Regions from separate parts of the Mus musculus genome. Here all the other regions are linked to region 3. The links are chromatin loops, found by intact Hi-C in ENCODE. Cell type or tissue: left cerebral cortex. All regions are shown on one strand.

The links. Peaks named below come from ENCODE experiments on the same cell type or tissue, not always from the same donor. Only the 100,000 strongest peaks of a DNase experiment are listed, where the experiment ranks them.
Region 1: it touches region 3 in a loop (3-fold over the local background); 15 of 42 quality-filtered maps call a loop at or near these places.
Region 2: a loop joins it to region 3, with 4 times the contacts of the local background. A loop is called at or near these places in 5 of 42 quality-filtered maps.

The regions. Positions count from the first base shown.
Region 1 is chr13:23,294,209-23,302,208 of GRCm38, forward strand. All of the region lies in intron 1 of 4930557F10Rik (RIKEN cDNA 4930557F10 gene), which reads right to left. n-TVaac6 (a tRNA gene) reads left to right here and starts at 4,573; the gene lies at 4,573-4,645. It overlaps n-TAagc11 (a tRNA gene), which reads left to right and starts at 4,853; the gene lies at 4,853-4,925. It overlaps n-TVcac4 (a tRNA gene), which reads left to right and starts at 5,914; the gene lies at 5,914-5,986. In left cerebral cortex, a CTCF peak has its summit at 3,760; DNase peaks (open chromatin) are centred at 3,732, 4,640, 4,857, 5,894 and 1 more place; H3K4me3 peaks cover 2,134 bases.
Region 2 is chr13:23,281,742-23,289,741 of GRCm38, forward strand. All of the region lies in intron 1 of 4930557F10Rik (RIKEN cDNA 4930557F10 gene), which reads right to left. It overlaps 4933404K08Rik (RIKEN cDNA 4933404K08 gene), which reads left to right. Exons shown (of 4, transcript NR_046038.1): 4 at 1-526. It overlaps Gm40832 (a long non-coding RNA gene), which reads right to left and starts at 5,005. Exons shown (of 2, transcript XR_873169.1): 1 at 4,061-5,005; 2 at 2,582-3,050. n-TVaac4 (a tRNA gene) reads left to right here and starts at 3,660; the gene lies at 3,660-3,732. It also overlaps n-TAagc10. In left cerebral cortex, no CTCF peak of the experiment used is centred here; DNase peaks (open chromatin) are centred at 3,706, 3,882, 4,352, 4,523 and 1 more place; H3K4me3 peaks cover 2,010 bases.
Region 3 is chr13:23,513,697-23,521,696 of GRCm38, forward strand. It overlaps n-TGgcc6 (a tRNA gene), which reads left to right and starts at 3,507; the gene lies at 3,507-3,577. It overlaps n-TMcat6 (a tRNA gene), which reads left to right and starts at 3,996; the gene lies at 3,996-4,067. It overlaps n-TStga1 (a tRNA gene), which reads left to right and starts at 4,450; the gene lies at 4,450-4,531. n-TQttg4 (a tRNA gene) reads left to right here and starts at 5,354; the gene lies at 5,354-5,425. It also overlaps n-TQttg5. In left cerebral cortex, no CTCF peak of the experiment used is centred here; DNase peaks (open chromatin) are centred at 3,275, 3,592, 3,989, 4,500 and 2 more places; H3K4me3 peaks cover 3,160 bases; H3K27ac peaks cover 338 bases.

The DNA.
Region 1 (8,000 bases), 220 kb before region 3:
TATTTGAGCCACCCCTGCAAATCTGTGATGAAGCCAATTTGATCATGGTAGAAAACCTTTTTTGATATGTTCTTAGCAAGTATTTTATTTAGAATCTTTTTGTCTTTGTCCATAAATGGTACATATCTATAAATTTTTATTGGGTCTTTACATAGTTTGATATGGGAAAATAATAGCTTTTTAAAAAGAATTAGAAAGTGTTCCTTCAGTTACTATTTTGTGGAATAATTCGAGTTAGTATTATTCATTCTTCTTTGAAGGTTTGGTAGAATTCTTGGCTGAGTCTATCTGACTCAAGCCTTTTTTTGAGAGGGAGTGAGACAGGACTTCTATTTTACTAGAGGTTTTGGGATGGTTATGGTTAAATTATTTATTTGATCTTAACTTTGATGGGTCTTACATAAAAGTCATGCATCCATTTCTTGTACGTTTTTCAATTTGGTGTAATATAGATTTTCAAAGTATGTTCTTATGATTCTCAGTTTCCTCAGTGTCTGCTGTAATGTTCCCTTCTTGTCTCTACTTTGGTTAATATAGATTTACTCTTTGTATTTTATTTAACTTGGCTAAAAGTTTGTGAATTATGTTAATTTTCTCAAAAAACTAACACATTTCATTGATCCTTTGAACTGTTTCTTATGTGTTTGTTAGTTTGTTTCTATATCATTAATGTCAGCCCTGAGTTTGATTATTACTGTCTATTTTTTTTTGTTATTTCTAGAGCTTTCAGATAAGTTACTGCTGTGAGATCACTCCATGAGTGTGTATGTGTGTGCGTGTGTGTGTGATAAATGATTAGTGTTATGAACTTGCCTCTTAGAACCACCTTCCTTGTGTCCAGTGCATCTGTGTATGTTGTATTTTTATTTCTATTCATTTTAAAAGGAGGTTTCTTTCTTAGTTTCTGTCTTCGCCAATTTTTCAGTCAGTAGTGAGTTAGTCCATTTCCATGAGTCCATATACTCTTTTTTGCTCTTGGTATTCAGCTTTAACACACAGTGGGTAGAAAAGAGGCAGACTGTTATTTCAGTTTTCTTATATCTGTTGAGACTTGCATTCTGTCCTGGTATGTGGCCATTTTTGGAGCAAGTCCCATGAGAGGCTGAAATAGTGTGCTCTTTAGTGCTTGGTTAGAATGTTCTGTAGATGTCTGCTAGGTCCAGTTGACTTATGACGTTATTTAGCTGCAGTATTTCTGTTTAGTGTTTTTCTTGCTGACCTGTCTATTGAGGAAAGTGGGGAATGGAAAACACCCACTATCACTACATGTTATAAATTTACAAGTTTAGCTATAGTAGTATTTCTAGTATGAATTTGGGTGGCCTTGTGTTTGGTGCATAACTGTTTGCAACTGCAATATTCTCTTGGTGTTTTTTTTCTTTAAAGACTATGTAGTGTCCTTCCCTATCACTTCTGGTCAGTTTTGGTTGGAAGTCTATTTTGTCTGATATTAAAGTAAGTGCACCTGCTTGCTTCTTGGGACCATTACTTGGAATACCTTTTTCATCCTTTTACCATGAGATGCTGTCTATCCTTGATGACGAAATTTATTTCTTACGTTCAGTAGAAAGATGGATTCTGTTTTCTAATCTGTTAGCCTGTTATCAATAATTTCTGATATCTGTTGTTGTGGTGCGAGGTATTTTCCCTCTCTTTTGCTTTACTTACTGTTCTGGGATTATTTGTTTTCTGTGTCTATTTGGATGTGGCTAATCTCATCAGAGTGAAGTTTTCCCTCTAGTGTTTTTTGTAAAGCTGGATTAGTAGATAGGAATTTATTTATTTATTTTTGGTGTGGAATGTTGTTCTTTCCTCATTGGTTGGGATTGACAATTTTGCTGGGTATAGTAGCATCCGTAGTCTCTCTGGGATTGTGGATCGTCTGTCCAGACCCTACTGACTTTGAGAGTGTCCATTGAGAAGTCAGGAGTTATTCTAAGGAGCATGCCTTTATAAGATTGATCTTTTTCCCTTACAACTTTTAATATTGTTTCTTTGTTCTACAGATTTAAAGTTTAGAATATTATAGTTTCTGGAAAGTTTTTTTTTTTTCTGGTCCTGTCTATTTTGTATTCTGTGAGCTTCTTCTACTTGGACAGCACCCCCTTCTTTAGATTTGAGAATTTTTCTTCTATGATTTTGTTAAAAATATTTTGTGTGCCATTGATTAGATTTTCTGGATATTTTGTGACAAGATATTTTTAGTTTTAGCATTTTCTTTGACTGAGCTATTCATTTATTCTACCCTGTCTTCAAATTCTCTCTTGAATGTATTGTAATCTGTTGATGAGGCTTGCCTCTGAAGTTTCTGTTTAGCATCCTAAGTTATTTATCTCCAGTTTTAGTTCAGTTTAGGTTTTCCTTAGTGATTCTATTTCTACTTTCCTATCTTGAAATGTTTTCTTAGGATTTCTATTACTGTGAAGAGACACCATGATGATAGCAAGATCCCACCCAACTAAACTTCCACCTTGTGAAAAAGATTAAAGAACAGTTTAGGTCTAGACATGGTGGTATAGGCCTTTAATCCCATCACTCAAGAAATATAAACATGCAGATCTCTGAGTTCAAGGTCATCCTTGTCTACACAGCAAGTTCCAGGACATTCAAGCTTAGGCAGTGAAAGAAACCATAAAAAACAGAAAGTGGTGAAGATGTAATTGAACATTTTCAAGACCAGGCAAACAGCAAAACTTGGCAGCTTTGGCATTAGTGTCAAGGAGTTATGGAATCTCCCTCGATGGCTAAGGAAAGCCATGTGACTATGACTGAGGCCAGGTGTGTGGCAAAGGTGTCCTGTGTGAAAGTCCAGAGAGGCCATTACATGAAGCTGTGAAGGTGAAGCCTGGATTGCTTCAAAGACCTCAAGATGTTGGAGATGAAAGAGTTCTAGGACACCTGCCTAGGAAAGCCGTTAACAGGAAATGGAACCAGTCCATGAGAAAGAAGTGTGTTGCAATCAACAAGGATGAAAGGAGTTGAAGATCTGAAGACCACTTTGACATCAGACATGGAATTGCAGAGTTTGGAATTTGCCCAGCTGATTTTTCCTCTTGTTGGTCCAGTATTTCTTCAACTGTGCTCCCTTTCAGAACAGTAATGTATATCCTGGGTCACTGTATGTTAGAAGTATGTGATCTGCTTTTTCATTTTAATTTGACAGGAATTACAGTTGAGAGATTGCATGAAGAGACTTTGAACTTTGGGCTTTAAAGGAAGTTTGAGATTGTTATAGACTATAGGGACTTTTGAAATTGAACTGAATGCATTTCAGCATTATGATATGGCCACTAGCCTGTGGTGAGGGAGTGAACTGTGGTGGTTTGAAATATCAATGGCTCCCATAGACTGATGGGTTTGAACGCTTGATCCATAGAAAATGAGACTATCAGGAGATGTAGCCTTGTTGGAGAAAGTGTGTCACTGTCGGGGTGGATTTCTATGTTCAAGCTTTGTCCAGTGAGACACACTGTCTTCTTCCTATTGCCTGTGAATCAAGATAGAGAATTCTCCAGCATCATGTCTGCCTTCACACTGTCATGCTTCTTACCGTGAAGATAATGGACTAAACCTCTGAAACTGTAAGCCAGCTTCAATTGTTTTCCTTTATAAAAATTGCTGTAATCATAGTGTCTCTTTACAGCAGTAAAACCTTAAGACGCTAAAACAAAGGGGGGGGGGGGGAATCTGTGTGTTGTTGGCTGACAAGAAAGAATCGTTAAGATATTTGCATGCAGTTCCTCAAATGGCCATAAGGAGGTGGTAGATGCCCCGGGATATTAGTAAGTTAATTATAGAACCGTCAAAGTTAAATTACAGAGTTACATCTATATATCTTAGATGGCTTACTTACCCTTTTCAATTAGGCTTACAAGATGCCACATCACTCATTATAGAGGAATAAATAAGTTTTCTTGACCATACACTAATAATTTTATTTCTTATTAGCGCACTAGTACTCTACATTATTTCGCTTATATTAACAACTGATCTGTGGCTGCTGGGAATCAAAGTCAGGTCCTCTGGAAGAGCAGCTAGTGCTCTAACATGACAATTTCTTTAGAAAATGAGAAGAGAGCCACAGAGCCTGCCCCTCACAGCAGTGGAATAGAGGTGTTCTGAAACATTCAGTGTCTTTTTTGCGACATTCAATCCTTCACATTCACAGCAGGATTACTCCTAATAACCAAAATACAAAATCAAGCTACTGTCTATCCATGAACAGATGAAAACACAGCAGACACACATGGAACGTTAGCTACTCCGCCCTTTATAAAGAGGCTCTTGCAATCACTGAAATGACGAAGCTGAGGACAAGTGAAGTTAAGTGAAGTGAACCAGCCACAGATGGACAAATTCCACAGGACTTCGCTCACAGTGTGCAATCAGAGTGTTCAGTTGGCAGTAACAGAGTAGAGTAGGGTCACCAACGGCTAGGGATGGAGAGGGAAGGCCTTAGTTACTTTGAACCCCATGATAACACACATATACAAAGAACGTCAACATCCTGTAATTTACTAAGCAAGTTTTGAATGCATCCGTAGAAACTAGGAAAACTTATTAGTTCAGGGTGTTTCTGTAGTGTAGTGGTTATCACGCTCGCCTAACACGCGAGAGGTCCCCGGTTCGAAACCGGGCAGAAACAGTGCCTTTCTTTTTCTTCTCACTTTCTCTTGTGTGTTTAGGTTCTCAGCTCATTCTCTACACTTTTGGGCAGTTAGGACAATCTCAGCTCCACCGTTTCAGCCTATGCTGTCATGCTTTCCAGCTTCATAGCTATACCTGTGTGAGGACCAGTGGAGACAATTAGCATAAAAGGAAGTACAAAAGAAAAAAAACTTTTCCATATGTCGGGGGATTAGCTCAAATGGTAGAGCGCTCGCTTAGCATGCGAGAGGTAGTGGGATCGATGCCCACATCCTCCAGTTATTCCTTATGTCATCTTATGCCTTGGAATAGTACTCGCTTCCTCTTAATTAAGGACTGAAACTACCCTCCTTAGTCTTAGTCTTGGGCTTTCCTCAGACACTCTGAAGATAAACTAGAGGTTTTCATATCCACGTCAGGTACTCGTTTACATTAGTCAGTTGTTTCTGGGCGTCTCCATTTGTCCTTCCACTCGTACATTAAGTCAGAACCGCTTCTGTGTACCCAGGTTTAGACTTTTCCTCTTAAACCGTGCTGTGTTCTCTTGCCTCTTTGGAACCTTTCTTTTTCTCGTCCATCTCTTTGCTCACTCACCCGCATTATCGGAGGGTTGTTTTGCTCTTCACCGGAGCTACCCACAGTACAGCACTACCTGGAGTTCAGCATTTCATGGACTAAACTCCACTCGGCCTAAGCGCGAAGTGGCGTCCTCTCCACTAGTCCATTTCTAAGCTCTGTTGGGGAGAGGGAGAGGGGAGAGAGGGGAGAGAGGGGAAAGAGGGGAGAGAGGGAAAGGAGGAGAGGGGAGAGAAGAGGGAGAGGGTAGAGGGGGAGAGGAGAGAGGGAAGAGAGGGGAGAAAGGAGAGGGGAGAGGATGAGAATCTTTTCTTAACAAGTTGCTGAGACATTTGAGCCACATGCCCAATTTCTCTCCAAAGCTCCCCAGAGGCTACAAGATGCTCCTCGAATATCTCCGGGTTATCAGGCTCTTCCCCGGATTTCCCTACGGTGCACAGCTACATCTTAACGCTGGAATTCCTACTTTTCTCCCTCCCAAGAGCTCTCTCCGCCCTGCGCGCCACCCAAGTCACATTAATCCTTCTCTGTAGCAGGATTCCGCCTCTCCACTATGATTTTTATCTTTGCTTTAGTTGCATTCCTTGCGTTTGTCTCCGTTGGTGCGGATCTGTAACTTCTGAATCACACTTGGGCAAGGATACAGTGCACATCTTGGAAGGCAAAGTGAAATAAGCAAGCTTGCTGTGTGTTTCCGTAGTGTAGTGGTCATCACGCTCGCCTCACACGCGAGAGGTCCCCGGTTCGAAACCGGGCGGGAACAACACTTGTCAGTTTCTTTTTGTTTGTTTTTGTTTTTTGTTTTTCTGAACTCTTCAGATTTTCAACAGAGCAAACACCCATCTAAAAGGAACCGCATGCACTGTAGGATGCTTCCCTCTGGGTCCCAGATTAGACATAGATCACACCCAAACACCAATTTTCAAGCAAAAGAGAGATCCATTATTAAGCAAGGCAAAAAAAACCGAGGTCTGTGTTAGAATGAACTAGGACTTTTTGGTAAATTCTGATTGGATATTTTTAATCAGTTAGTTCAAAAAAATAAATTTTGACCTTGATGCTTTGATAGTTGGACCTTGGTGTTCCGGCACAAGAACGAATCAGCACATAAAGGACTAGATCTTGGGGGTTAGCTTTGGAAATGTAATCTAACGTTTTATCAAGGGGGAGACAAAAAGCAAAGGACAAAAGGCAAAAGCTGTTGGCACCATGTTTGTCATGCCCCGGCCTGCTAGATCTTTTCACCATGTCTCTTGACTAGACCTGCAGGAGCACATTCCCCATGCTCTTTCTAGGAAAAACAAAAACAAACAAACAAACAACCCAAAGGAAGGCACACCGGTCCACTGCCACCAGGAATTTGTTGGCTCTCCACATTTTTCCATGTCCACTTCAACTCGTCACTTTTTTTGTAGAACAGTAGTTCTCAGCCTTCCTAATTATCTATCTTAGTTAGGGTCTTACTGCTGTGAACAGACACCACGACCAAAGCAACACTTATAAATGACAACATTTAATCGAGGCTAGCTTACTTCTAATAGTGCCACTCCCTGGGCCATACAAGCCATCACACTAATGTTGCAACCTTTTAATACAGTTCCTCATGCTGTGCTGACCCACAACCACAAATTTATATTCATTGCCAATTCATAGCTGCAATTTTGCTAGTTATGAATCGTATGCAAATATCTGTGTTTTCCTGTTGTCTTAGGCAATTCCCGTGAAAGGGTCGTTCGATACCCTCACCCCTCAGGAGTCGCGACCCACAGGTTGAGAACCACTGTGTTAGAACCTGGCATAGATGCTCTGATCCTGAAAGGCTTTTGAGCAGTCTGTGAGAACCTCGCTTCTGCATTTTCGGACTCATCAGCCATGCAGTCCCGGAGACCAGGAAGCTGCTCCCGAGTTCGAGTTCACAGATACATTCTGCAGGTTTGCCTGTACCTCCGCACCTCAGGTGAGGAATCTTTCAACCTATATAAGGAAGAAACAGCAGTGTCTGGATACACGGCTCATTTGCGCACTTTTCTGCTAGGTGAAGTGCTGAAACACATACCCTAGAATGCCCTGCTGACATTGTGACAACTTGCTCTGTTGCCTTTAGAAGCTGCAGTGGCAAGAGCATACGGTTGCTTTTTCCGAAGGAGAATTTCCTCCTACAGCCTGGACCTAAATGCCAACTTGGTCTGAAATCACCCTGGCGGAGTTCTAGGGGGATAGAACCCAGCTCTGGTACAGGAGACCATTACCAGGAGCCCAGTCTAAACTCAAGGCTGTGGCGGTTGGGAGATTGGGTATCTGGAGTGTTAACGAGTGAGTTACTGCGCAGACCAGGCAGAAACAGGGGAGTTGGGGCAGTATTTGATATTCAACCTCTGCTTCCCAGTTCAGGCCTTGACACTTTCCAGCTCTGGGACCCTGAGAAATACACTCAATCTACCTGAGCCGCTGTTGCATCTGGAAAGGGCAGATGTGGATAAGTCCTTAATTGTCCCTCACCGTGTTCCCTCCTTTTTCCTTGTCTTCCATCCAAGTACCCATTTAACTCTAGTTTAGTTCCCTCTTTGTCCCTCCATAGCTACTATCTTCTGTTTCCCCTTCTTTGGGGGATCCTCTCCTCCACCCTAGTTCTTTACTGGGTAGCTAATCTCTGCGTTTTTTCAGATCGTAGCTCACATATCAAAAGCTTAAAAGCAAAATCCACATAAAAGATAGCATGTAATATTAGTCTTTTACATCTGGGTTACCTCACTCGATATTAGTTTTTCTACCTCCAT
Region 2 (8,000 bases), 230 kb before region 3:
CTGCTTATAGAAATATGTCAAGCACTTGTCACTGGGCTCAAAGAAGTAGGCTCAGATAAGAATATTCACATTTGGGCTAATACAAAGCTCAAGGTAAACTTAGGAGAGGAATGTGTGGCCTTCCTTTTATCTTGGTCATCCTGACAAGTCCCTAGACTCAGTGACCAGGGGGCTTAGTTTATTGCCTTGTTTGATCTCTTTGTTTATTACTTTATTTAATTACTTTGTCTTTAAGAACCAAACCTATTCTCTGCAAGGACCTAGAATGGTATAGAAGCTGACTGGGAAATAAGCCTGCTTCAGCCTCAGCACTGGCTGTAGTCATGTTATAATGTTGTCTAATTTTCTTTCTTCTCAACCCTAACTAAGATGAGGGTGGGGGGTCATGATAATTTCTTGATAGTACAGAGGATAGCAGTCTCATCAACCTTTCATATTATATAATCAGGGGGTAGAGGAGAAGTCAGTAAAAATTATGTAAAATTTTGTATACATGTTTTAATAAATTATTAAGGCCTATCTCTTCTACCACTGCCTGATTTTTGCTCCTCTTTGGGTCGGTCATTTCTGTCCAGACTGTCAGGATGCCTGGATGGATTTCCCACACTGGGATCTACCTCTAGCAGTACTGCTGCACTCAAATCTTCTAAACCGTCAAGCTGTGAATACTATATGTTACCTTCTTCTCATCTGTGAGATAAATCATTTAACGTAATAAGCAAGAAAGATGTTGATGAACTAGCATTAACATAATCATTTTAATGTTTTACATTTTATTAGCATATGGTATCCATACAAGAAAGTGGGTATGTATACACATATACATAGCTTGAAAACCAAGAAGTGCAAGACCACACCTAGAAAACAAAGACTGAGTAATGTATGAGTCCCTCATTGATCCATTCCACCTGCCTTTCCAACCACTTTTCCTATCTCCATTCTCCTTCCTCAGTCCAGCCCACACCGTGGGTCTATCACATGGACTGCCTTCCTCAGGGGTAGCTCCTCCTGTTTAACAGTAATTGTTGATGTTTTTACCCTGGTGTTATCAGTATGAAGACCCAACATTATCTTTGACACTTTAGTGTTTCAGTCTGGTAAATAAATGTTCACGAACTCTTTGAGTGAGTTGCTGTGAGGAGAGGTTTTATAAAAAATCTTAAGTAATACACTTTCTGCACTCCACTACCTGTGATGTTTGCTTTGACAACCAGTTTGGAGAGTGTCATCTACTTGTGACAGTGATAAGGAGCATCAGGAAGGTCTTGATCCAAACAGTCACAAAGGTAATAAAAGTCAGATTTACATCTTCATCTGGGACTCTGTAAGCCTACTCGTCCACATCAAGCCTCTTCTACAGGAACAATGGTAAGAACAGAGTGAAAGTCAGCTAGTCTGTGGTGGTTGTTCTGTGTGACTAGAGCCCAATAATGAAACATTGATAAAAACAAGTGTTGACTGGACTTTGTACAAACCTCTAATCTCAGTACTTGGGAGTCAGGCACATCTCTGTGAGTTCAAGGCCAACCTGGTCTACATAGATAGTTCCAGGACAGACAGGGCTACATGTTAAGACCCTGTCTCAAAAACAATAAGGAAAAGAAAGGAGAAAGAGAAGGAAGATGAGGAGAAGGAAGAGGAAAAAGAAGAAGAGGAAGAAGGAGGAGGGAGGAGGAGGGAGGAGGAGGGGGGAGGAGGAGGAGGAGGAGGAGGAGGAGGGAAATGTTATTGAACATGCTTCAAAATAAGACTGGGAAGCTATTTTGTAGACAAACTACCAATTTCCAAAGTTGGGTGTTTAAGGCTCCTGCCCTGTCCTGTGGAACAAATTGAGCCTGCTACTTCAACTGGCTTAAGAACTCTGTACTTTGTGTTTCTAGGATATTTCAGGTTCAGAAAGTACCTTGTGACTTCATTACTAGATGTAAGAGCTGTGGTGTGCAGTTACAGCCAAAGCTAGCTAACTCCTTGTAATGCAGTGTGTAGTCATGTGCAGTTAAGGTCATTTACCCATACTTACTGGATCTCAGTTAACAATATGGGTTATGGATTAGTTTATGTGATGGCTATCCCGGGAAATTAGTTACAGCCTAATGCAGGTTAAATATAAGGAAGAGTGCTCTCATTTTTAAAAATGATCTTTAACAAAAAAAAAATTTGTGTATGGGTGATTATCCTCATGTATGTCTGTGCACAGTGGGCTTTACATCCTGATGCTGACAGTTGTGAACTGATGTGTGAGCGTTAGGAGCCCAGGTCATCAGGAGGAGCATAAATCCCAATGTCATCAGGAGACGCTGCAGTAACCACTGTCACTTCTGTCTCCAGATTTGTGGGTGTGATAATAAAACTACTTTGTTTAAGCCATTGGTTGCTGAAAGATTCCTAGGCTACCTCTCTCATAACTCAGTATTGGAACCTTATGTCCCAATCCTCTGATCTAACTGATCAAAAGTTTGAGTCAGTGACAGGCTGTCAGAGTGCCGAAGGTTAGTGAGACACAACCACACACACACACACACAGTATTGTTCTGGACATTCTTTTGAGGACTGCTTCTTTATGGACTGGAGCCAGCCCTGCTTGGCTGTCAATATGTTTATTCTTAATTGACATTTGCCCAGCACCAACTCTAACCCCAAAGATAATCAGCCACTTAAAATGGAAAGAAAATTCTAAAGGTAAAAAGTCAAAATGCAAGTTGTGTGCCAAGCAGCAGGACAGTCAGAGCCTTCCTTGAGAAATGAAAACACAACTGTATCGTGTAGTCACCCACTGCGCTTCCATTTCAACACCCAGCTTGGAATAGCATAAGATCAGATGCCTGTGCACAACCCAGGCCATGAGTTAGTCTTTTCCCTGATGCTGACATTGCTTCAGGCCTTCCCTCCTGCAAGCAGACGTTGATGTAATGTCAATTACTGTAGACACCGAGGGTGCTGCTCCGAGGAATGAACCAGGAAGAAGAGACACAGCTGAGCAGGCAGAATGAGAAGCACCACAGTTGAAATGTTTGCTATCCATCCTCAAAAACAGAAGAGAGCTGGTGTGGCTGAGGTGTGAGAAAAGAAGATGCTTACATCATTTTGATGGGATATAAATAATTACAGTCATTAAAAGTACAAGCATGACAATTCCTTTAGAAATTTAGCAATAGGGAACATTACCAAAGTCATGGGCTCATACTTGCTCTGTTCATGGTAGTGAATCCTCATCTTATGGGCGACTCACACCTTCACATTCAGAGCAGGATAACTCTTAATAAGCAAGATACAAAATCAAGCTACCGTTCATCAGTGGACAAATGAAAACACAGCAGACACACATGGGATGTTAGCTTCTCCGCCCTTTCTAAAAAGGCTTTGTCACTTGCAATCACTGGCACGAAGAAGCTGAGGACACGGTGTTAAGTGAGGTAGACCAGCCACAGAGGGACAAATTCCACCGGACTTCGCTTACAGTGTGCAATCTTTGTATTCGATTGGCAATAGCAGAGAACAGTGGGATCACCAAGTCCTAGGGATGGAGGGGGACAGCCACGGTAGTTACATTGACTTAGCTACCCTGTGATACATACATATACAAAGAATGCCATCAAACCATTTACTAAGAAACCTTGGAATCTATGTGTAGAAAGTGGGAAGAAAACCCTCTTGAGGGTGTTTCCGTAGTGTAGTGGTCATCACGCTCGCCTAACACGCGAGAGGTCCCCGGTTCGAAACCGGGCGGAAACATTACTTTTTTTCGAACTCTCAGTTTCACTCTCTACACTTTTGAGAAGTTAGAAGATAGTAGTCTCCGTCCTATGTTTTTAGCATTAAAAGACATGGTAACTTGTATGGAGAAGAAAAACAAAACAGTGGAGGCACTTGGCATAAATGAAAGTCCAAGAAGACTGTACTGTAACTCGGGGGATTAGCTCAAATGGTAGAGCGCTCGCTTAGCATGCGAGAGGTAGTGGGATCGATGCCCACATCCTCCAGTTTTTATGTTAACTAGATTTAGGACTGAAAATTACACTTTGCTCTCACACTCTAAACAAAAGGTTCATCACACACTCACTTGCCAGTTTCTCACACCCACATCGTGCACGCTCTAGTTTGTGTGTTTGACAGTTGTTTTTGAGCGTTTCTATTCCTTCACTCCACAGACACTGGTGCAGAATCTCTTCTGTTTAACCAGGTTTAGACTTTTCTTAAACCACTTAGTACTTGTAAGTTCTCTGCCCGCCTCTCTGGAATCTTTTCCTTGTCCATCTCTTTGCTCACTCGCCCGCGTTATTGGAGGGTTTTTGTGCTCTCACGGATCTGCACGGCCAACAGCATCGCATGGCCCAACCTCCTCTTGGCCTGAATGAAATGTGGCTTCCGTCCCACTAGTCTCAATTTTCCATTTCTAAACTCTACCTCCTGCCCGGGTTCTCTCAAAAGCTCTCCAGCGACTACAACATTCTCCTCGAGGTGTCTCCAGGTAATCAGGCTCTCCCAACCTCCTCTGTGTGTTTTACACGCATGCGATTCCCCTGTGATGCAGCGCTGCGTCTCAATGCGGGAATCCCTACTCCCGCGCTTCTTCCCGTGAACTCTTCCCTCCTCCGCTCCGCCCGAGGTGCATTTCTTATTCTTTCCCTGTGACAGGTTCTCGCTTCTCCTCTATCGTTTTAAATCTCTATTTTCGTTGCACTTCTCAAAGTTTTCTTAGTTAATGTGGATCTGTAACTTCGAGACTACACTTTAGCAAAGTTATAGTGTTTGACTTGGATTGTAAAATGAGAGAAAACGGTTCCGTTGTCGTTTCCGTAGTGTAGCGGTTATCACGCTCGCCTCACACTCGAGCCTCAGAAGACAGTACATGTATATGTAGGTAGCCCTGCCTCTAACTGGGAAAGGTCCCACCTGATATTCCTATTCTAAGATACAACCATTGAACCCATCAATGACACCTCTGCCAGAGCGGCTAGAGCTGGACCCTTTTGAATTGATTTGTAGTATGTGGACTATTTAATCCTGGGCGGTCCCCGTAGACGGTCTGGATTCCGGACTAGTTTTCTTCTGCTCCAGAATCTCCAGAGAGTTGAGACGGGACAGTTCCTTTCGGGAAGAAAGAAGCAGCAGGCGGCCTTGCTAGCAGAAGACTAGTCCTAGTTAGTAAAGCCTCGGACAGCAGACTAGGGACTCAGGCTACAGCGGGGTGAGGGTGAGGAGAATAACTGCTGGCCTGCAAAGGAGAAGCTCCAGCTTCTAATTCAGAGACAGACTCGGCAGATTTGCCGCGACACCTCTGTCCCTCAGGTAAAGACTCTTCCAACCTATACAAGTAAGACAGCAGCAGTGTCGGGACACGCGGCTCATTTGCGGGCTTCTCTGCCTGCTGAAGTGCTGAAACACACGCAGCTCAGTCTCAACAATTTGCTCACTTGCCTCCAGAAGCTGTAACGGCAAGAACATACTCAGTTGTTCTTTCTCTGCGGGAGAATTTCCTCCTACAGCCTGGGCCTAAATACCAGCCTGGTCTGGAATGCCCTGGCAGAGTTCCAGGGGATAGAACCCAGCTCTGGGACAGGAAACCATTACCAGGAGCCCAGTCTAAATCAAGGCTGTGGAGGTTGGGAGATTGGGTATCTGGAGTGTTAACGAGTGAGTTACTGCGCAGACCAGGCAGAGACAGGGGAGTTGGGGCAGAGGAAGAGCTCAGTATTTGATACTCAACCTCTGCTTCCCAGTTCAGGCCTTGACACTTTCCAGCTCTGGGACCCTGAGAAATACACTCAATCTACCTGAGCCGCTGTTGCATCTGGAAAGGGCAGATGTGTACAAGTCCTTTTACTGCCAAAATTAAACTGGACCCCACAGAATAAACTCAACAAATCTTTTAGAGTAGTAAAGAGTATGTGGGACAGGAAAGCACAGGATATTTTGTGAATTATAAGAGGAATGTCTCTACTTGTGCAGAGTTTTCTTAGTCATGGTTTTCTAGAGTAACGGAGCTTATAGAATGAATCTCTAGAGAGAGAAGGTGGATTTACAGGTTGTGGTCCAGTCAAAGAATCCAGTAGTTGAATCCACAAGGCTGGATGTCTCAGCTGGTCTTCAGTATATGTCAGAACCCTGATAAGTAGGCTCTGATACCATTCTGAAGGAATGGACCTGCTAGCAAAGCAAGAACAAGCAGACAAAGACCATAAGCCCCTTCTTCTGTATCATTTATATAGGCCAGAGCAGAAGGTGGATCTTCCCACCTCAAAAGATCTAAAATAAGCTTGTGTTTTTGCAACTCAAAGATCCAGATCAAAAGTCCACTTCAAATAATATAGCTAAGAAAAAGCCTCCCCGGTTTTCCTAGCCATTTGGGGGATTTAGTTAATTTCAGATACAATCAACTTGACAACGAAGGAGAGCCATCACATGCAGACACAGATGGAAGCAGAGGATACAACAACAGAACAGTGTGGACAGAGAATGAGCTTAAGGGCTAGTTACTTGCTCATTCACTCATTCAGTCAATAAACAGAGAAGAGCAGGAAGGAAAGCCTCCCGAGGGAAGAGTGAGTGTGCCAGAGGAGTGAAACATGAGGTAAGGGAGGGGCACGGGGCAGTTGTACCTGAACCTGCTCCCTCAGCTCAGAGGGTCTTACTTAGATGAATCCCAGAGGGGTGTGGACGCCATTGTTCTGGATGTGAAATGCTTCAGATGCAGCAGTAGCTGCTAGGGTGCAAAATCCAAGAGATGCTTTGTTCTTTAAAGCTGCCGGTGGATACAGGGTGTATAGAGACTAAAACATTTCTAATGTGAAGTTGTGGATGAGAGAGGCAGTCTCAGTACAGCTGCAGGTTTGTCAAACTCCTGATCACAAGGTCCTGAGGTCCAATCTCAGAGAGGCCAAGGAGACCTCCTTTTCCATCCAGGGTCAATTAGTTGCTTGTGTAGCAGGCTGACAGCGGATGAAAAGAAAGGACTAAAGAGAATTCCAAGTCACATTTGAAACAAACAAACAAAAACATAAACACTGATGGTTAGTGATCACATTGAAATCAATTCCCAATGTTTTGACCAGATAGATTTAGGCCATACTGGACACGCAATCACATGTTTGCTCTTACTCCCTATCATGTGATGGAGGAAGCAGGACAAGTCCCTTCTCAGCTTGGTACTCTGAATGTGCCTGGCTGCAATTAAGGCACAAAAAGAGGTATGAATTCATTCACTTATTTATTCCTCTAACAAATTAATCCTATTAATCCCCCTTTGTGCAATGACTGTTATTGTTGTAGTGTCTCAAAAGCAAATGAAATTCAGAAATGTTGAGAGCTGGGTTAATCAACTGAGGCTTTCCCTTCTACCATAATGTATGGGGGAGAAACATAGCTTTCTCAAAACCACATTGGTGTCTCCATGTTCAATGGCAAAAGTGTTCTCTTCAGCAATCTTCTTAACCATCAGATTACCAGGAGTAACCAATGGCCTTGGGAATAACCTGTGATGTTTGATGGTTTCCATGGAGCCCCTTAGGTGGATGTCTCAACAAGACGCAGTCCATTCCTGGCCCTGGAGATTTTACTTGTTGTCATTAGATATCTACTTATAGCATTGTCTTTCTTATTATTGGTAACTCCATGTAGATTTCTTTCATATATACTTTAGGAAACTTTTACAGTAGTAGGTTTCCCTGTGGTTATTGCAATGCGCTTGCTGTTAGTTGTTCCTCCCCATATTCCATCCTTTACCGTTGCCTTCCCATCCAGTTACCTATTTAATTCTATTTAATTCTCCTATTCTAGTTTCCTCTTTGTCCCTCCATAACTACTATATTCTGTTTCCCCTTCCTAGAGAGATGCTCTCTTCCACCTCTGTCCTTTACTAACTACCTGAGTGCTGTGGTTTTTCAGATTATAACTCACATATCAAAAGCTTAAAAGCAACACCCACATATAAGAGATAACATATAGTATTAGTCATTTGCACCTGAGTTACCTCACTCGAGATTATTTTTCTACCTGCATCC
Region 3 (8,000 bases):
TGGGGCTTGTTTGTATAATAATGTGCATATTCCACATTCCTCTGAGGAATGTCCTTCCAGTTGATGTTAATGACTCCTTGATAATCAGAGAGCATGAGGCAAAGGTGTGGCTGTGTCCTTTGGCAAATGGCAAATGCTGGGTCCTTCAGGACAGCACTTAGAGTTGTGGAAAAGAACTCTAAACACATGAGTTTGAAAATATATAAGAATTTCTCAATTCTGCAAACTGTAAGGATGCATGCAATATGAATTATACAAAGGCAGGTGGATTCATGAGTTCAAGGTCAGCCTTGGCCAGAGTGAGGTTCCTAGGTATGGTTAGAAATGATAATTTCAGTACAAGGTTCCACCCAACTAGTTTATTGTTTGTGTTTAACAAAGGCAGACAGATCTCTGAATTCTTTTGCAAAGTTAAGAAAAATGCATGTTTGCTGTCACCTAAGAATCAAAGGGCTGGGGTCACTGGATGCTGTTTCATAAGACAAAAGGAAACCTGGAGTAAATGACTGGATTAATATATAAAATAAAACACCGGACCTGTGTTCTGCAGGAGATGAGCTATCTACAGAATTTTTTAGAATAAAAGAGAGAATTGCTTGTAGAACTCTCTCTCTCTCTCTCTCTCTCTCTCTCTCTCTCTCTCTCTCTCTCTCACACACACACACACATACACACACACGACATGAACAGAGAGATCTCTTAGAATAGCAAGCAGAACACATGTCTTCAGCTAGGATCTATGATTTGACTTCGAGCCTTTCTTTTCGATGCTCCCAGACACCCCGTCTCTCAGAACCACTCTCCATGCTGAGGCTGGGTAAACACATATACGCACACAAATAAATACTTTGTTTATACATATACACAAATAATTAACCTTTTTAAAAATGGCCGGGCAGATTTTATTCGAGTGACTGCAGTGGAGAAAGAGGCTGCAATAAACAGCTGAACTCCTCTGTCCTGAGGCTTAGCAAGGGCGGTTGAGGCTTATGGACGGTTGCTGGGCGAGGCTGGGAGAGGAGCGTCATGGAGGACCCTCACTAGCTGGTACGGCATGGTTTGGCAGGATTCTTACTAAAACTGGGCTAGGCAGAGCATGCTTGAGACCTCATAACAAGAGTGTCCAAGGAAGCCGCACTGACGTGTGGTCAGAGAGGAAATGCTTGTGGGTGCTGGGCTTCGGGAAGGCCGTCTCACCAACCCATTCTGGAGAACAATGACCAGAGGATTAAGGGGACATGACCCATGGTTATAAAGATTCTAGACTTTGGGGTGGGGAGGCAAAGCTGAGCTATAGTTTCATGTAGCCCAGGTAGGCCTAATTTGAACCTCGAATCTTCTTGTTTCAGCACCAAGATTCTAGTTTTATACATTCCCCTACAAACTAAGAAATGATATATATTTTTTAAATTTTATTTTGTTTTTTGCTTTTTCAAGACTCAGTTTCCTCGTGTAGTCCTGAGTGCCCTGGAACTCACTCTACAGAACAGTTTGGCTTTGAACTCAAAGATCTGCCTACTTCTGGGATTAAAGGCATGCACTCCCATTTCCCAGAGACATTTTGACTTTTTAACACCAGAAAACTGAGTCCGCTTTAGTGAGAATCTTTCCCTAGAGCCTCGTTCCCTTCAGCCTAGTTACTGTCATTGATTTGGTTCTGCCAATGGAGTTGAGGTCCTAGCAAAGGAGTTTATGTTCATGTTTAGAGGCAGACTGCTTCTGTCAGTGTCATTTTTATTTTACCTCATATGAAGACCAGGCTGGCCTCGAACTCAGAAATCCGCCTACCTCTGCCTCCCAAGTGCTGGGATTACAGGCATGTGTCACCACTGCCTGGCCTAGACTCATTTTTGAGTTCAGCATTTCTGTCTTCTTTTCTGTTGACTCCAGTACGACTTCTAGTGACCACATCTGACAAGGATATTTAACCATATTTAATGACTCTAATATTTGAAATGTTAGGTTCTGCCTAATGTATTTCTATAGGGTATTGACTCAAAGATTAAAAAAATTGAGACTAGTCAGGCATAGTGGCACACTTTTTATCCAGTCCTCAGGAGGCAGAGGCAGCTCCATTTCTGTGAGTTCCAGGCCAGATGGAGCAATGCAGTGAGACTTTGTTTAAACAAACAAACAAACAAACAAACAAACAGAAAACCAACCAAACAACGACCCCAAGCAAACAAACAAGATCCTGCCAGGTAGCACTCATTAACCCTGGGAGAATCTGAGGCAAGGGCCTATATGTGTAGTTTAGGCCAGGTTTGAACCTTGATAGCTGAGGATGACCTTGACCCTGCTGCTGTTTTACAGCCCATGTGATGGACTACAGGGTTGTCCCATCACATCAAGCTACAAGTACTTTAACGCCATTGTAGCTAAAGGATTGTCTATCTACCGTTTTTCTCATAAATTTAACTTTTTTGCTCTCCTTATTAACACGAGTTTATCTCCCACAGTTTCATTTCAGCAGAAGACCCCGAATGACTGCTTATTGGCTTGCACGCAGCCTTTTGGGGTGGTTATAAAATATTTTGTACTATGTGTCCAGTAACAGTCTTCTACCCAAGACTCAAAAGCATGATTTTGGAAAAGAAAATTTTCAGTTTATGGATGCCTTCCGATGACCAAAGTAGTCGACATCCTTCGCCCTCATGAGAGATCCTCCATCCAGGTAAACCGTCCTTAATATCCGACCCACATAATCTTTGGGTTTTCTTTGCCTTGCTTGCCTGGCCTTCTCTTGCCAGGCCAGATAGGCTCTCACGATGTACTTCTGGCCAGTCTGGAACTGCTATGTAGACCGGGGGTGGGATGGGGTTGTGAGGCGGGCTTTTTAGTCTGGGGTGGGTCTGGGATGACAGTGACAGAGATCTGTCTGCCTTTGTAGTTTCCGTGCTGGAATAGCAGATGTAAGCCACCACACCTAGGTTGTTTCTAAAAGTTTTAATTTTTACTTTTTTTTTCTTTAAAAATTTTTATTTTTAAGTTTTTTAAAAAAATGAGCACCATTTAAACTTTCTTTTGTAAGCCAGCTCTTTATTCCAATTGTTAGAAATAAGTAATTAAGAACAAAGTTAGGTAACTCGATCAAGATTTAAGATATTTCTCATGCTCTTCAGATCTGTATACCAAATTTAGGACTTAGAGAAATTTGGTCCAGGAAACTGAAACGTTTTCTGCTGTTTCGGTTTCTTGTTTTTTCTTTCTTTTGTTCCCTACTCCAGAGCAGCCAATCATAGCTACCAAAAACACCTTGGAAGACACCATACTTCTCTGTTCTGAAGAACGAATAGGATAGACGAGAGGGACCATATTGCTGGCTTTCATTTCATTTCTTTCAGTGAAATAAAAACTCTATTTTTGTTTGAGATAATCTCTATTTTCTAATCATCTTTTAAAAATGGTTGCGTTGTCATTTTCTGGGTATTGGCTTTTTTCCCCTTACAAACTAACCAGATACAAGGATACCTATGTAAGAAAGAAAAACGCCAGTGTAACAAGGAGCATTGGTGGTTCAGTGGTAGAATTCTCGCCTGCCACGCGGGAGGCCCGGGTTCGATTCCCGGCCAATGCACTCTCTCACTTTTAAGTAATTCTTTTATGAAACTACCAAAATGAAACAAAACAAAACAAACAAAAGTTAAAACAAAACAAAAACCCAATCACAAACAAACAAAAGGTGAAACCGAAAAAAAAATTGGATTCAAAACAAGGGGTTTGGCAAGTTCAAAGCTTCTGCAAGATTGGTATTAAAAGTTCTGACATTAAGTGTGCCTTTTGCCCTGTAACCCGAAACAATTCTTGCTGTGCTCCCGAGCTCCAGCTTCAGCTTGACCGATTTTCAGCAGGAAAAATTCTAAGTCGGTGAATTCGTCGTTAGCTTTCACATTCTTGTAAAGGTTTCAAGTTACTTTTTATATAATGCAGAATAGGTAGGAACTGAACAGCTTTGTCTTTAGTAAAGATTTCCAAAACACTATAAGCTGCGCGTCAGCAGAGTGGCGCAGCGGAAGCGTGCTGGGCCCATAACCCAGAGGTCGATGGATCGAAACCATCCTCTGCTAACTTGTCTTTTGGACAGGTTTCAAGGAAAAGTTTCAATTAGGAATATCAGCATTTAGAGTACCGAACTTTTCGTATAAGAACCACAAGGTTAAATTTTGTAATAACTACTTATGTATTCAGTAAAGGTCCTGAGACTGTCATCCAGGTTCCTACATTTGCGATCACTTCGTCATGAAGTGTCTGGACAGATCACATCTGTCCAGAGGATGTTCATATCAGCCAGCTGTTGGGCTATAATTCCTGTTTCCAGTCTCCAATCGCATTGTTTTTAGTACGACGGTAAGTAGTCTAGATCTGTAATTACATTACAGAAATATTGTTTGAAAAATATTTAGGGAATTACTTCTCATGGGAATATATCCTGTCACTGCACGCGCTCTTGTAGTCGTGGCCGAGTGGTTAAGGCGATGGACTTGAAATCCATTGGGGTTTCCCCGCGCAGGTTCGAATCCTGCCGACTACGTGAATGTATTTTCTTGACATGTAGAAACTTGTCCCTACCGTCAGCGTAAACATTGAAACACTCCGTTTTCTTTGGTTAAGAACTGCATTTTATTTCAATTCCATTTTCTTCTGTTGAATCTAGCAAGATGTAAGATCATGCCGGTATGACATTGAAGTTTGTTTCTTGTCTGAACTCCAAAACCTCGCCTGTACATGCGTGTCTACTCCAGAGTGTATTTGATGTTTTGAAATAAATACTTCAAACAAAATTTCGTTTGCCCTGCCTGTAGATTGTTTCGGAAGACGAATTTCTGAGTCAAAATAGCAGACAAAATTTAAAACTGTTTTTTGGCTAAGTTTAATTAAAAAAAAAATACTATTGCTATTTAAAATACCCAGAGTTTCTAACGCGTACAGAGATTGCTGTCGTAGAGTAAAAGTAACAAAATAAAATATATAATTAGCATTATGTGATCAATCGATTCATTGTGACATGCGGATAAGGACAAATAGGTTAAATAGGTAAAGCAATTTATTTTGTATCCTAAAGTACTAGTAAATTCTTCGAATTTTATACTTAGCTCCTTTTTTCTTGTGTTTGCCACATGTCCATATATACCAAGAGATTTCTAGGTGTTGACACTTTTTTCTCTAAATTCCGGTGTAGCAAATGTTGATAACTCTGGTTTGGCAAACACAAAGTTCTCATTTTGCAAGGAGCAGCTAGCTATACTTCAAATATTTTGTAGTAATACAGCAACTTTACAAATCCAGATTGCAGAAATATACATCAGTCTTCTGACTCTTGGTCTAATATCTACCAAGGGCATTCGTTAGCATAGGCCCCATGGTGTAATGGTTAGCACTCTGGACTTTGAATCCAGCGATCCGAGTTCAAATCTCGGTGGGACCTCATGACATTTTTGGCGCACCTCCCTCAGAATTTATCTGTGCATCTATAGCAAGTTCAGAAGTTAGATAGCAACCTTAGGAAGTTACATGGCATCTGAACATTTTCTCAGCTCATCTAAACCCTTCCAAGCTGTAAAATCAGATGTTTTACGTCTGTATTTACCTTTCTTTTCTAAAGTTTTACCAGGAACCACTTTTGTTGGAAACTGCAGATTCTAAACTGGCCAAGTTTTGTGCAGACGCGAGGATTAGGGATTCGTTTTGTTTATGCTGGAGCCGAATTCCTTTGTAAAGGATCACTGATTATTGTTTGAACGTCAGTAGATTTTATACATGAATTTGGTTCTAACAAGACAGAACACGTGAGATATTTTTTGTACTTTCTTTCTGAAGTAAACTTGTCAAGAATTAAAATCTAATCCACATGCTGAGATCAAAATGTATGTAAATATACTTCAAGTATTTTGTTATGGACAATATTGCGTCGTACTCGGCCCCATGGTGTAATGGTTAGCACTCTGGACTTTGAATCCAGCGATCCGAGTTCAAATCTCGGTGGGACCTTCTTTCCTTTTGCCGTTCTACCAGTTACTGGATCATCTTGCTTACATTTCTTCCAGTGGCTGGATCCTCCTTCTCAATTCTGGTCTCTGCTAAGTAAGTATACGGGTGGTTAGAGAGTTAGCTGTTAGAGTGTCCATATTTTTCCGCAGCAATCTTTTCTCTGGAATCTCTTCAAAATATATTTTCGAATGCAAAAAGAAATGTTAGCAATAAGCTAACATTAGTTATTAGGAGATATTCAGTGACTGTTTAAGAGTAATATGGTATAGTGGATTTTATGCTACACTTTAAAATGTGTTCTGTCCATGTTCTGCTTCTCCTTCCTCTGCATCCATCCACACCTCATCTCCTTAATCACCCGTTAGCTCACCTTCACCTAGTTACAAGTGCTTCCCTTTTTAAAATTTCAGTTTTTCCTTCCTTTTCTTCAAAGTTACTCAAAGTGAAATTGTTAGCATGGACTCTGTCTTGGAAAGGTTTGGGGTGCAGTGGTGCAGTGTGCTTATCTTAGGGTTCCTCTTGTTTGGGACATCCCCCAAGCCCCTACACTCACGTGTTGACATTATTTAGAAGATTAGCTGTCTATTGAAAGTGCAAGCGGGACTTTCAGTACTTACCTAGCTGAAGGCACTCAGGATATACCACATCTAGCACTTGGATTTCAAGCCTCAGATCTGTCTCTGTTTGGTGTCTTGGCTTTTCATTTTTGCCCAAACTAGGAATATACCCAGCATGCATAGATACACACACCTTTAGACTTACACTCTCTCTTCTCAAATCCTACCTCCTTGAGTAAAGGAAGCCCTGGCAACATCACCCACTTTTCTTATTTTTCTTATTCATTCTTATTAAAACACACACTCCCCTCCCCCAATTGCATTGGGTACAGAAGAAAAATGGAAGCATATTCTCTGGTGTCCAGAGACAGGCTTGGATGTTAGTTAGGATCTAGCCTGAGACTCAGAGTTTGTCCCTAGGGTTTGTCTTTTGATGCTGTGTAACCTCACAGCTTCTCCACAGCACACTGACGTCTTTGATTTCAATGGAATGAGGTAGAAACTTGATCAAACAACAAGACATTTCACATCTTGATTAGTATGACAATTAAAGAGTCACTGGATATCTCCTGATAACTAATAATGATAGGTCACAGGTGTTACGGCCTTTCTTTCCACTGTGACCTTCTACATCAAGTCTACTCTGATGTACAAACACCATTGTATTCTATCTTTTCTTTTTGTAATGAACCAATGTTCTTTCTTAGTGTATCAGTTATGCCTTTTACTGATTAGGTATCTGAACAGTTCACCTGGTAGCATCCACCTAGAATGAAACCTCGCTCTTGTTCCTTCCTCCAAATCACGCAGCCCACGTGCAAGTGCCGCAAAGCCCTTTCTTACACCTTCTTGCTGAGTCTTCCCAAGTTTCTTCTTATGATGTACTCTTACTTGCAGAGCAACAATTCCAGTTCATCTGACTGCAGATGTGTTCTTGGTGATCTTTGCTTGGTTTGGTGTAGAAATAGACAACAATAAGGAATATATCAAGAGAAAATACCAAATGACCAGTTTTGTCACATTTTTCTCTATAAACTAAACAAAACAAAGTCCTCTCAGATATCCCAGCAAGTCTGTTTCTCAATGTTCATGCTCTGTTAAGAACCAATAATAATTTAACATATCCCACCTGGGATCCTTGGAGTCTAGGATTATGCCACAAGGCAGGCATTTATTTATATTGGAAGCAAAGAGAGGTGCATCATAACTCCAATGATGATATAATTAATATACATGGCCACACACACACACACAAAAAGACAAAATCCAATCTTCGTTTTAAAACGAGTCATCATAAATGGTCTTCCTTATTCATTTCTCCTGCTGTGGCTTTATCCAGATCCACTTCTTCCCAGCAGTTTGTTTACTTCTTTCTTTATCTCTGATCAAACTAAGGGGACGGGGCATTTATAGACAGCAAAGGCTTTGGTTTCATTAATGACAGATGCGATAAAG